2 separate regions of the Mus musculus genome follow, and region 1 is linked to region 2. Evidence: chromatin loops called from intact Hi-C (ENCODE). Cell type or tissue: left cerebral cortex. All regions are shown on one strand. Links, peaks and the distances in the headings refer to the core of each region. The heading gives the core; the rest is flanking DNA. Region 1 overlaps Olfr1373 (olfactory receptor 1373). Region 2 has its middle 6.4 kb from the start of Olfr1371.

Region 1 (2,913 bases), core at 186-2,685, 77 kb before region 2:
ATTAATAAAAGTACAAAAGATGCAATTATTATACTGTTTAAAGGTTTTGCATATAGAAAGGGCATGGGAATATTTTTGGATTAATAGGCTTTGTTTTCAGTATAATCATCTAACATTGATTTTAACAGGTTTTTTGAGATGTATTTCCCATACATAATGTTTTGCTTAATATTTACACTGTAATGTTTCAGTATATTCACAATTTTGTATATTTATCACTTTAGAACATTTTTTTTCACCTCATTTCATTTCATGCCCATTTGCAGTTACCGTCCTGACTGTCATTTTCAGACACCCATTGATGTAATTTTGTCTCTTTGGACACTTCACAGTAAGGCACTCCACAGCAGGCACAACCCTTTGCATGCGAGCTACTTTTTCTTTGCTCAGTTCTTCTAGGGTTTGTCCTTGGTGGCATACTTCAGCTTGCCGCTCTTTTACATGATTGACAAGGTTCTCTTTCATGAATAGATCAAATCTGCATCCATGCAGTTACTGATGGTCATTTGGCTTATCCCCACAGTTTGCCAGCTATGAGTAAGGATGCCTTGAACCATTGATAGCTTGGGTATGTGAATATTGACTTCTGTAATTTCAAGGAAAAGTAGGTAAGATATGTTAATGAAGCCAATAATGTTTAGTACATACCTGAAAAACCTGGATACACAGGCATTTTGTATAAATGATACGGACATACATAGAATCTGAAAATGACAAAAGAAAAGAAATCTGCTATTCAAATTCTTCACACTAGTGCCCACCATGGAAGGTGTTTGTGTAACCTGCTATTCCAATTATTTTGCCAGAAATTTTGATGAGTCAAAATGAGTAGAATCTATAGGAGCTAAGCTTGTTGTTAGGTCCCGACCAGGGGAGATTTATATTTCTCCTTTGTCTTCCAAGATTCTACAAGCCCCTGCCTCCAGTCTGGGAGGATGACACACAATAAGGGGGTTGGGTGAGTGAAAGAATTATGTGTGTTTTCTAGGGGGTTGCCTCTGCTCAGCTCCGGGATAATTTCATCTGAAGCATTTGGGGATCAGTGTTTCCAGATATCTGAGTTCCTTTATAAGATGAAATGATAGGTTTTCCTGCCTATTAAAAACGTTGTCAGTACAAGAACTGCACATGATTAAACCAGACAACAGTCCAGCCCCGAGAGGGAGAGCCTTGTGTGCTCCCACCCCTAGCAGAAAGGCAGTGATCACTGACAGCTGCTGAGGACGGAGAGTCAGTCTTCTTTAGTTTCCTTTTCTGCTCAAAGATTTCTGCTTGATTTTCTGTTTTATTATGGATTTAGGGCGCAAATCCAGAGCTTGCTTTGCGCATAGTCCGCAAATCCTCTGCCCCTGAACTGCAACCCAGCCCTTCCGTTTGACTTTTGAATTATTTCTGGCTCTCTAAGTTGTTGTTGGTGGTGGTGGTTAGGTTTCTGCATTATATCTGTACTGTCTGTATTTGTTGACTCATTTCTTTTAAACATTCATTTAAAATTCTCCATCCAAGTGTTTGCTCCATCGATTCCTTCATGGGGAGGAGAAGTCGAGTTTCCATGAACGCTCTTTGTGTGCATTGCTGGGCAACATCATTTATGAACTGAAGATCTAGGTGTTTATTCCAGCCTTTCAGCTCTCACTTTGTGATTGTTCTTGCAGACATTTAAAGCAGGATTCTTTGCATTCTCTGAGTCCGGAGCCACCTTTGCCTATTCAGCACTAGATGGCAGGCTAAGCCCAGGTTAGCCACATGCACAGTACTGGTGTGTGTCAGTGTTTCAGAGGCAGAGGGTGACACAAGGCCAGAGAGATCTACAAACTTCAGCTGCTGTGTTGTTCAGCAAGTGTGAGTAGAGTCCCAAGAAGGTTGCTTTCATGCTACAATCCTCTCCGTATCCCAGTAAGTGCCTCATTTGTAACCAGTGGGTCTGTGATGAGAAGCAAGTAATTCCTCTGGCTCTAGGTAGACTAACCATAGCAAGACAAGGCTCTGGTCATATGCGACACCGATGGCCACAAACACCACAACTGAAGCACAGCGTACACTGAATCTGGTCCCTTGAGACCATTGGAGGTCGAGATAAGTCCAGTGCACACACTGGCGTGAGCTGCTGTCCTGAGTTCCAAGGTAAAGGCTTGTGATTACAGCACGATTCTGCTCTAGAAACTGAAACCTCGGACTCTGAGGAGTTGGGTACTGTGATGAATCAATGCTTTTGCCACCTAGTCTGACCCTACCTGGGATGTACAAATAAGAAAATTTCTTGAATTTGTTCCATGTTATTTCCATAGTATAAAATAAACTAGTAATGGAATTAGCAAAAAGTGGGAAATTCCAAAATAAAAGGATGGATTCTATAATCACATTTATGAATAATGTATTCCAATAGTAAACATCAATTAATTTACAGTAACCTAATACTAAATAATTTTCTGCTCTTGTTTGCTCTCCTACCTGGAGTCTGTGCCTCTCCCTAGCACCTTCCACAGCGCTCCTTTCACATCCTTGTTCCTCAGCGTATAGATCAGAGGGTTGAGCATGGGGGTGATTACAGTATAAAAAAGGGCAAGAAATTTTCCCTCCTTCTCAGAATACCTGTGGACAGGTTGGAGGTATGTGGAGATGGCTGAGCCATAGAACATGGCAACCACAATGAGATGAGATGCACATGTCCCAAAAGCCTTTCTGCGACCAGCCACTGACCTGATGTTCAGCACTGCCCTGGCAATGTGAGCATAGGAGCCTAGAATTAGCAGTAAAGGACACACTAAGATTATGACCCGGGCCACAAACAAATTGACCTCTGTGCCTCCTGTGTCCTCACAGGCCATCTTCAGGAGAACAGGTAGCTCACAGAAGAAGTGATTCAGTTGGTGTCCACACAGAGGCATGGCCATCACAAGGCTTGTCTGGATC
Region 2 (2,913 bases), core at 232-2,731:
TTGTGCACATGGATGTCCACAGAGACCAGAAGAGAGTACTGGATCCCACTCTGGAGTTAAAGCTGACTGTGAGCTGAGAACTGAACTCTGGGCCTTTGGAAGAGCAGCAAGCACTCTTTAACCATTGAGCTGTCTCTCTAGTCCCATATTTAAGATACATATATTGTCCTTTTAGAAGAATATAGTAATGTAAAGGTAGAGGACCAATCATAAACACATTTATTTTAAACAGTAAAAAATTTGAAAAACGTATTTACTAAGAAATGAGAGGAAAAACCAAGACCCATAAAGGGATTGTTCATAAAACATGAAAATAGAATAGTGTAAAAAAAAAAATGTTCTCTAAAGGTTGATGTTTTATTTTCCTTTTCCCCTTCCTTTTTTCTTCTTTCTTTCTTTCTTTCTTTCTTTCTTTCTTTCTTTCTTTCTTTCTTTCTTTCTTTCTTTCTTCCTTCCTTCCTTCCTTCCTTCCTTCCTTCCTTTCTTCCTTCCTTCCTTCCTTCCTTCCTTCCTTTCTTCCTTCCTTCCTTCCTTCCTTCCTTCCTTCCTTCCTTCCTTTCTTCCTGCCTGCCTGCCTGCCTGCCTGCCTTCCTTCCTTCCTTCCTTCCTTCCTTCCTTCCTTTCTTCCTTCCTTCCTTCCTTCCTTCCTTCCTTCCTTCCTTCCTTCCTTCCTTTCTTTCTTTCTTTTTTTGACAGAGTTTTCTCTGTGTAGCCCTGGCTGTCGTGGAACTAGCTCTGTAGACCAGGCTGGCCTCCAGCTCACAGAGATCCACCTGCCTCTGCCTCTGGGCTGGGATTAAAAAGTCTGCACCACCATCGCCTGGCTAACAGCCTGTACTCGTAACCTCTGAGCCGGCGTGCTGCTACCACAGACTCTTCTCTGTGAACCTGTGAAGAGATGGCCAGAGAACCCCACCACGTAGCCTCAGACCAACTTCTACTGTGAGCTTCTGAGCTACGTAACCCAACTGCCCACTTGATGTGCCTCCCTTGACCAGCATCTCAAAATGAGTTCCTGGGGCCAATGAGAGGGCTCAGTCGTTAAAGGAGCTTGCTGCCAAGCCAGATGACAATGACGTGAGTTTGGTGCCCTGAATCCATGGCATGGAAAGCAAGAATCGATCCCTACATTTGCCTAACGACTTCTACCACAAGCTGAGCCTCACCCCAGCTCAAAAAGTAAATAATGAATAAAAAGAAAACCAGATCCTTCTCTCATGCTCAAGTTCCTGGGATTGTGTTTGCCTTTCACGCAGCGATGCTTGATGCCCCTCTCTCCGCCTCCACAGAGGTCGGGCAAGGAGACTTCTAAAGCCATCTTCCTCCTTATCACCTAGCTCAAGCCTCCTAAGAAAGCCCTCCAACCCCTGCTGCCCAACCCAATGTGAACTCATTTCACAGAGGAGCACTGGCCCCGTGCTCGCTGGAGGATTGGACCAAGCTGTACTGGTTCGAGGCCTCTGCTGGTCAGACCGGGTCAGAACAGGCTTCTGAACAGGACCCCATTGAATTCTAGATAGGAGAAGCAAAGGAGATGGAAGGTGGGGGTGGGGGAGGAGGGCTTGGTGTGCTCTGTGACAGACAAGTGGCCCTCTGGCACCATCTGCTGGGCAGACTACTGAGTGGTGATGGTTTGGGGGCATTAGCTAGGATAAAGCTGTTCAATTACAATGCCCTGTCTCTGCCTTCTGTGAGCCCTTGGGGGTACCCATCTGTTCCAGTAGGTTCTCCATTCTGGGGTGGAGTAGAGTAAAGTAAAGGGCATTCTCTTCTGATGAGCTTTGGCTTCCTGTGGTGAGATAGCCATAGCCAGGTTCAAAGTCTGTCTCCTCACTTTTCTGATGTGTAATCTGGCACAGTTAATGTGGCCAGCTACAGCTTTGCCATCTTGCCCAGTGTTACAGAATTGAGCTCCTGCCTGGCACACTAGTTTACACAATACCATTTATCAGCTCCTAACTTGTAGGGAGGCCCACAACCTGGGCCTCTGGTGGTATGGCTATAGATGTGTGTCCACCAACTTTCTCCTCTGTCACTTAGATGTGGACACCACTCTTGCCTTGAGCTTCTGATGAAGCATCCTGAGGTGAGGAATGTCACCCATCAGAAGGCTCTACAGAAGATGGCCCAAGTAGAGGCAAGGATGGACCTTTCTGGAGCTTTGTCCAAGGTCAAGGGCCAAGGCTAGACTCTGGGCACTAAGCCCTCCTTCCAGAAACTTCCCTCTCTATGCTCCTCCAGCTTTGGCACAGGGTGACTGGGCAGCCACAGAAGCTCCAAGGTGACAGACACTATTCAGAGCACTTCTGGAGGATCTGGGTTCTGCTTCCAGCACCTATATCAGGAGTTCACAACCATGGCCACAAACACCCATAGCTCTGGTTCCAGGGGACCCAGCACCCCTTCTGGCCTCGGAGAGCATTTGCATGAATATGGTGCACATGCATACATTTAGGTACATACACATAGATATAAAACAAATCATATATTAACATTTTTAACATTTATTTTTTAAAAATTTTCTCTCTCTGCCGGGCAGTGGTGGTACACACCTCTAATCCCAGCACTTTCCAGGCAGAGACAGCTGGATCTTTGTGAGTTGAGGCCAGTCTGGTCTACAGAGTGAGTTCCAGAACAGCTAGAGCTACAGAGAGAAACTTTTTTTTTTAAGATTTATGTATTACATGTAAGTACACGGTAGACACTCCAGAAGACACTCCAGAAGAGGGCATCAGATCTTGTTATGGATGGTTGTAAGCCATTATGTGGTTGCTGAGATTTGAACTTAGGACCTTTGGTGCTCTTAACCACTGAGCCACCATATGGTTGCTGGGATTTGAACTCAGGACCTTTGGTGCTCTTAACCACTGAGTCATCTCTCCAGTCCCAAGAAACTTTGTCTTAAAAAAAAAA

What was found. Hi-C counts contacts between places; a loop is a spot of excess contacts. Peaks named below come from ENCODE experiments on the same cell type or tissue, not always from the same donor. Only the 100,000 strongest peaks of a DNase experiment are listed, where the experiment ranks them.
Region 1: it touches region 2 in a loop (10-fold over the local background); 25 of 42 quality-filtered maps call a loop at or near these places.

The regions. Positions count from the first base shown.
Region 1 is chr11:52,142,146-52,145,058 of GRCm38, forward strand. It overlaps Olfr1373 (olfactory receptor 1373), which reads right to left. Exons shown (of 1, transcript NM_207227.1): 1 at 2,448-2,913. The coding sequence ends at 2,448. Among named protein-coding and RNA genes, the nearest start is that of Olfr1373, 1.9 kb to the right of the region's middle. In left cerebral cortex, for the core only: a CTCF peak has its summit at 1,710 (motif pointing right); a DNase peak (open chromatin) is centred at 1,724.
Region 2 is chr11:52,218,899-52,221,811 of GRCm38, forward strand. No RefSeq gene overlaps it. Among named protein-coding and RNA genes, the nearest start is that of Olfr1371, 6.4 kb to the left of the region's middle. In left cerebral cortex, for the core only: a CTCF peak has its summit at 1,612 (motif pointing left); a DNase peak (open chromatin) is centred at 1,597.